Linked DNA regions of Mus musculus: region 1 is linked to region 2. The links are chromatin loops, found by intact Hi-C in ENCODE. Cell type or tissue: left cerebral cortex. All regions are shown on one strand. Each heading gives the region's core, and the rest is flanking DNA. Links, peaks and the distances in the headings are about the cores only. Region 1 overlaps Hydin (HYDIN, axonemal central pair apparatus protein). Region 2 holds the start of Calb2 (calbindin 2).

The links. Hi-C counts contacts between places; a loop is a spot of excess contacts. Peaks named below come from ENCODE experiments on the same cell type or tissue, not always from the same donor. Only the 100,000 strongest peaks of a DNase experiment are listed, where the experiment ranks them.
Region 1: it touches region 2 in a loop (8-fold over the local background); 10 of 42 quality-filtered maps call a loop at or near these places.

The regions. Positions count from the first base shown.
Region 1 is chr8:110,477,200-110,480,101 of GRCm38, reverse strand. The region is part of intron 24 of Hydin (HYDIN, axonemal central pair apparatus protein); the gene reads right to left. Among named protein-coding and RNA genes, the nearest start is that of Gm21283, 24 kb to the left of the region's middle. In left cerebral cortex, for the core only: a CTCF peak has its summit at 1,290; DNase peaks (open chromatin) are centred at 530 and 1,288.
Region 2 is chr8:110,167,209-110,170,110 of GRCm38, reverse strand. It overlaps Calb2 (calbindin 2), which reads left to right and starts at 1,899. Exons shown (of 11, transcript NM_007586.2): 1 at 1,899-2,067. The coding sequence starts at 1,974. In left cerebral cortex, for the core only: a CTCF peak has its summit at 1,833 (motif pointing left); a DNase peak (open chromatin) is centred at 1,858.

The DNA of each region.
Region 1 (2,902 bases), core at 314-2,813, 310 kb before region 2:
GGTCTTGGCCAATGATACTGCGTTAGAAAATGTGATGCAAACAGCTCGTATATCATCTAGTGCCACGCTTAATATATATTTATTGTATCTTAGGGTTAAAAAAGGCGATTTCTCTTCTTTCTCTTGTTTCTAATTATCTCGCTTTGAACCGCTCTCCCTCTTTCCCCTCCTCTCTCTTTTGTTCCCCCCTTCTCTCCATCCCTCCCTTTTCTGAATCCCTGTGTCACAAGCTGTTCTTCCTTCCTCTTTCTAAAGGGAGCAGATGGAAACCATTGCTTTTAACCATACTTCTAGATGGGACATTCTCCTGTGTCCTAAACTCAAAGTCCCTGCCGTGCTCCCACATTTACTGCCTGGATGTATGCGGTCTGCCTACCTTGGAAAGCAAGTGATAGAAGCAGACTAGGCTGCTGGAACTTTCCCTGCTAGCGTTTACTCCAGCTGTGCCACACGAGGAGGAGGGGAAGCCAATGGGAAAGCAGCCTGCCTCAGCCCTCTGACGTCATCGTGTTTCCAGTGCCTCCGATTGGCCGTGTGTGCCAAGGGGAAGGCGGTGAGAGCTGAGGAGCTGAAGCTCAAACCTCTCAAGTCTTAGAGATGGAGCCGGTTAGGAGGAGTTCTCACAAGTGACTGCCCTTTGGGGCCACGCGTGGGATCTTAAAAGACCTAGGCCCTAGATACAACAGGAGAGATTGGGTTTACTTGGCATCGGGCTGTTCGGAAGCCCCTGCCATGGTTCCAGTGTGCATTCAAGGCTGAGAGGCCATGACCCCATCACCGTGGGGGAGAAAGTCACAAAGAAGGTATGTGTGCCAGTGGGAGCCTGCATTCAGTATCCACAGCCAATGCTGTACACCAGCATCCTGCCAGGTACTTACTTAATAAACACTGCCCAATTTGATCTCCGCACCAGGATGCCACAAGCCCTATCGCTTTTAAAATGACAAAATGGAAGCGAACAATTTGCTGAGCTGTGCTAAACTGACCCCAAAGCTCACAGCTTTGCTGGCAACCCTCCTGAGCCACTGGTGGCAAGTCACCGAACAGGCCTTCCTCTGTCTAAAGACACCACGATCCCCCACACAAGGAACTTGTATTGACTCATCTTGAGCCTTCTCTTGTAGTCTAAGGAAAAGAAGACCTCACTGGCCTGGCCCTTGAGGAGACACCTTGGGAGCTTAGCTCTGAGGGGAGTAGGGGAAGACAGTTAACAGAATCTACCTTGAAGCTCTCTAGAGAGATTTCAGTGAGAATTGGCCATTTCCGTGAAGCTCCAGAAGGTGTCCCCACTGCTACACACTCTCGGAAGGGCCGCTGAACAGGTAGCCTGAAATCTCCTAAATGTGTTCAGCTTCAAAGCACTTGAAAAAATACTTTCAAAACAGGAAGGCTTTAAAAGTCAGTTTCTTTGAGTTGTCTGGCCTCCCGTAGTGGTAGCTTACTTTGGGAGACTTCTAATTAATGTGAATATGTAGATGCACGAACTCCTTATGAATTCTACCACTAAAGGAGCCAAGCAAGCGTAATCCGGCCTGAGATCAGATCTGCTCCGATTCGTTCCACTGGCGTCTTTAGAAGCTGGCTGAGCTCACATTGAGTCTCCCTGAGGCTGATGTCCGCGGCTGATATTAAAGACACTCAGAAAATTCTTTAAAAAGGGTGAACCTGTAACAAGGTGACCAGGAGTCTTTTATAATAACATGAAAGCAGGGACAAAAAAAAAGTTTTATAACCCTCAAAACTGAAATGAAAAACAAAAAAAAACCAAAACAAGAAAACTACCTTTACTGGTTCATCTGTGGGGAAATAGAGCTGGCACTTCAGGAAACAGGAGTATACTGAGTTACAAATAGACCCGGACGGCAGAGACGCACAGCATCAGGATGGCTTTCAGTTTTCATGTTCTATACAGAGAGGGCTAAAGGCCTCCCTGATCCAGGGACCTCCCTCTGCTTTTGAAACCTTGGGTCTTGCAGGTGGGTCACAAAGGCTGCAGGTTTGTTTCTAGAAGCTCAGATTTGAGTGATGTTTGCAGTTCTCTCAGGCTCTGAGGTGAATCTGACCCCCTGTTTGGACCCCTCCCAGCAGAGGAGAGGAGATTCTTGGTAGATGGGTCTACCCGAAGTCTGGGCCTTCCCAGAGGCAGCAAAGCTAGACTGATGCGTTTTCTTTTACAGTGGACCCCAATTTACTAATAACTGCATTTTTGTAACAGGAGTGATTGGCATATATGCTAACACATGATTGCATATAGCGTGTGATTCCTCCAGGAAGGAGAGAGTGGGGCAACTGAGGGTGGTGGTGAGGGGTGGTAGGGTGGGGTTGGTGAGGGATGGACAGACAGACAGATGACAATGATCACAGAATGACAGGGCTTTGCCTGGCTAAATTTCATGATTCCAAGCACCTAAGGTTGGCTTGGGGAGTTGATAGGACAGACACATTTATTCCATTTCCTTCTACTGTCTGTGACAGAATCAGTGGCTGACCAAAGAGGAACAAGAGAAGGAAAGGCTAAGACGTGGCGCTGTCATGTTGAGAGCAAAGGGCAGAGAATGCAAGGCTATGAGGAGCCAGAGGAAGTTACTGATGGAGAGGAACAGATGGGAAGGCTGGTTCGGCAGAGCGGCAGATGCTGTTTTCTGGATATTAGAAAACATTTTGCATATTTTCCATACACTGGGAGGGAAAGAGATGAACTAATGAGAGGCTAGGGAGATGTTCAGGTGGTAAAGTTCTTGCCTTGCAAACAGGAGGGCCGGGGTTCAGATGCCCAGCCCCTAATGTAAAAAGCCGGGTGTGCTGGCACAAGTCTGTAATCCCAGGACTAAGCAAGTGCAGACAGACAGATGCCTGAAGCTCACAGGCCAGCCAGCCATGCTGAACTGATAGGATCAGGGAG
Region 2 (2,902 bases), core at 318-2,817:
GTTTGAATCTGGAACAGACTCCAAAGGCTTCCGTGTTAAAGGCTTGGCTTCTAGTGGGCCGGGTGTTCAGAGGTGGGATTTGGGGAAGGGAAAGTGGATGGATGGTTAGGGCTTTGACTTCCTCTCTGGATCAATCCATTGACAGGTCCATAACTGAATACACTGAAGGAGATAGGACTAACTGGGAGGTAACAAGTCATTCGAATGTCCATGGAGGCTGTGTCTTGTTCTCTTGTCTTCCTCCTCTCCTTTCAACTCCCTCCCTCTTTTTCACTTCCTGGCCACAAGATAAGGAGCCTTCTCCCCCCCACAGGCCCCCACCATGACATTCTGCCTATGACAGCTCCCTTGAACAATGAACCAAATTTGCCCACAGACTGAAACCTCTAATAAACATTTTTACTCCTTGAACTCGACCTCCTCTGGTATTTTACCATGGCGATGGAAAGCTGACCAGTGCTCCCTCTGATCAAGGAATCCTTTCCAAGCTCACCAGAGAGCACAAGCATAAAGGACAGGAACACAGACTCATGTAATCCCCAGAACAATCCAAGATGTCAATACCCACACACCCATTTTACAGACTCGGAAAGCCAAGGCACAGACAGGCTGTGTAAGCCAAACAACGTTGTGGAGGTTTTGTTGTTGTTTGTTTAGGAACTAGACCCGAGGAGTTTGATTCTATTGCAACTGTTCTTTAGGACTGAGCCTTCTTGCCTTCTCGAAGGCAAGACTCAGGCTGGGGGACTCTAGCTTAGTAATTTCTCAGCCCTGGCAGCAAGGAATGCTGGGTTACAGAAGCCCCAACAGTTAGCCTATTTTGCTGCGTCTTTCCCAGTCTGTTCTTGTAAACAACCTCAAACTGTGTGCCTGGGCAACACACCAGCAGTTTTGAAACTTGGGCTCCATGTTGCCCTTTGAGGTTAGCTCCGAGCTACCTCAACCTGACCCCAGGAAACAGCCTGCTCTTCTCCGCTCCCCCCCCTCCCCCCCACCCCACCCCGGGTTCTCCTCTCCCCTAGCGACCTGCTTTAGATTCTCACCTCCTTCTCTTTTGCTCTCCCTTCGAAGGCAGCTCAGCTAACACTCATTAGCACATGTTAATGAGCAGCAATTCAAGTCTCTGTCCTTCTTTTTAGGGGCAGGGTGCTTGCTGTTGCTCTGAAGGTAAGGTGTCCAAGAAGCAAGCACACACTGCAGACCTTTAGAGTAGGGAGGATATGGGACGGAGGCTGGCTCTCTGATTGAGGAGACCCCACGGTGTGCTGTGCTTGCTGTCTGTTTTCTTTAACAGAAGTTCAGCACATCTTTGGGTCAGAGTTTACCGCCATCTACCTACGGGACTACGGGAGGCTCCAGTCTGCTACTACCTGGATAAAGGTCTAAAAGTCTGCAGGATGTGACAGATACCGGAGGGAAGTGGGTTACTGAACAGTGGAGTAGTTCCTCCATTCCCATCTGAATCCTCATTGCACCTTGTCGATTCCAGTTGTCCACCTACGGTAAAACCTTGAGAACCCTGCTTTCCTGCAATCCTGGTACCCCTCGAGGGAGTCACAGGACAGGAAGAGTTCTGGGCTCAAATCTTAGCTTTGCTACTTGTTAATAATGCTATTGCTGCGACTAGAAACTGGGTGTGCTCAAGATGGACAGAGGGAAGGGAAGGCAGGAGCTGCCTCTCCCCATTTCCAGCTAAATACCTGCGGTGTCCCCGGAGGGCACCCAGAAGTCTCATTGAACACTCTCTCCCGGTCCCCAGGAACCCTGGCAGAGAAGAGCCCCCGCCCGTGCAGCGCCGCGCCCTGCGCGATTCCCTGAGTGTGCGCGCCCCCTTCCGGCGGCCCGACGCGGCGCAGCTCCGGGCTGCATATAAAGGCAGCGTGGCGCGCAGCCCCAGCGCGAGAACCAGAGCCAAGCGGCACCGAGTGACAGCGCGCTGAGAGAGAGGCTTAAGATCTCCGGAGCGGCTCGCCATGGCTGGCCCGCAGCAGCAGCCCCCTTACCTGCACCTGGCCGAGCTGACTGCATCCCAGTTCCTGGAAATCTGGAAGCACTTTGATGCTGACGGTCAGTAAAGCTCCCAACTTCTGGGCCCCTTGACCCTCGGGGACCTGAGCTTGGCAAAGGGGTCAGGGGCATGGCTCAATGCGGGTAGGTATGCTTCGCCCCCAAGTGGTTTGTTCTGTGGCAGAGCCTGCTGGGGTCTTGAGTTCGGGGAAATGCCCGGCTGCCCTGGTGGCAACTGTCAGTAAGTTTTCCCAATGCAGGGTGGCCAGGGCCCAGGTTCTGAGCAAGTCTGAGCGTTCCCAGAGAGGAGGCCTAGGCAAAAAAAGGCTCCCATGACACATTCCCCTGCCTCCTTCCTCACCTTTTCCTTCAAGCTAACGCCCTGCTTCCAGTCCCGTAGCCACAGGTCTCCAAACCTCACTCTCCCTTCTTGCTTCTTACCCCCATCACCAGTTTCAGAGGCTCGAGAAAGCTGAGCGTCCTGAAGGGAACCTGGGGGGAGGGGGCGGCTCCCCTAGCCTGGTTGGCCAGGAGCAGGAGTAGAGGATGCATTGGGGGCTTTTTTTTTTTTTTAAACAAACCAAGGCTTTCTTTATCTATTTTTTTTTAAAACCCTACCAGTATGTGGGTTTCCCAACTACAGCAGCAGCGGATGTGGTGGGAGGGTCCTGGTATTAGCCCCCAGCCTGCTACCTGGTAATATAGATTCCTGGGTACCCTGTGAGTCTGTAGATGGGGGTGGAGGGGAGTGGTGTCACACTCCAGTGACCAACACTCCACTACATGGTCTTGACAATGACCAACCCAAAAAGTGAGGTCCAGGTGAATGGTTTTGGAGGTGGCTTCCAGACCTGGGATTCTAAGTGTCTACAGTCTTATCTGACTCAAATATAAA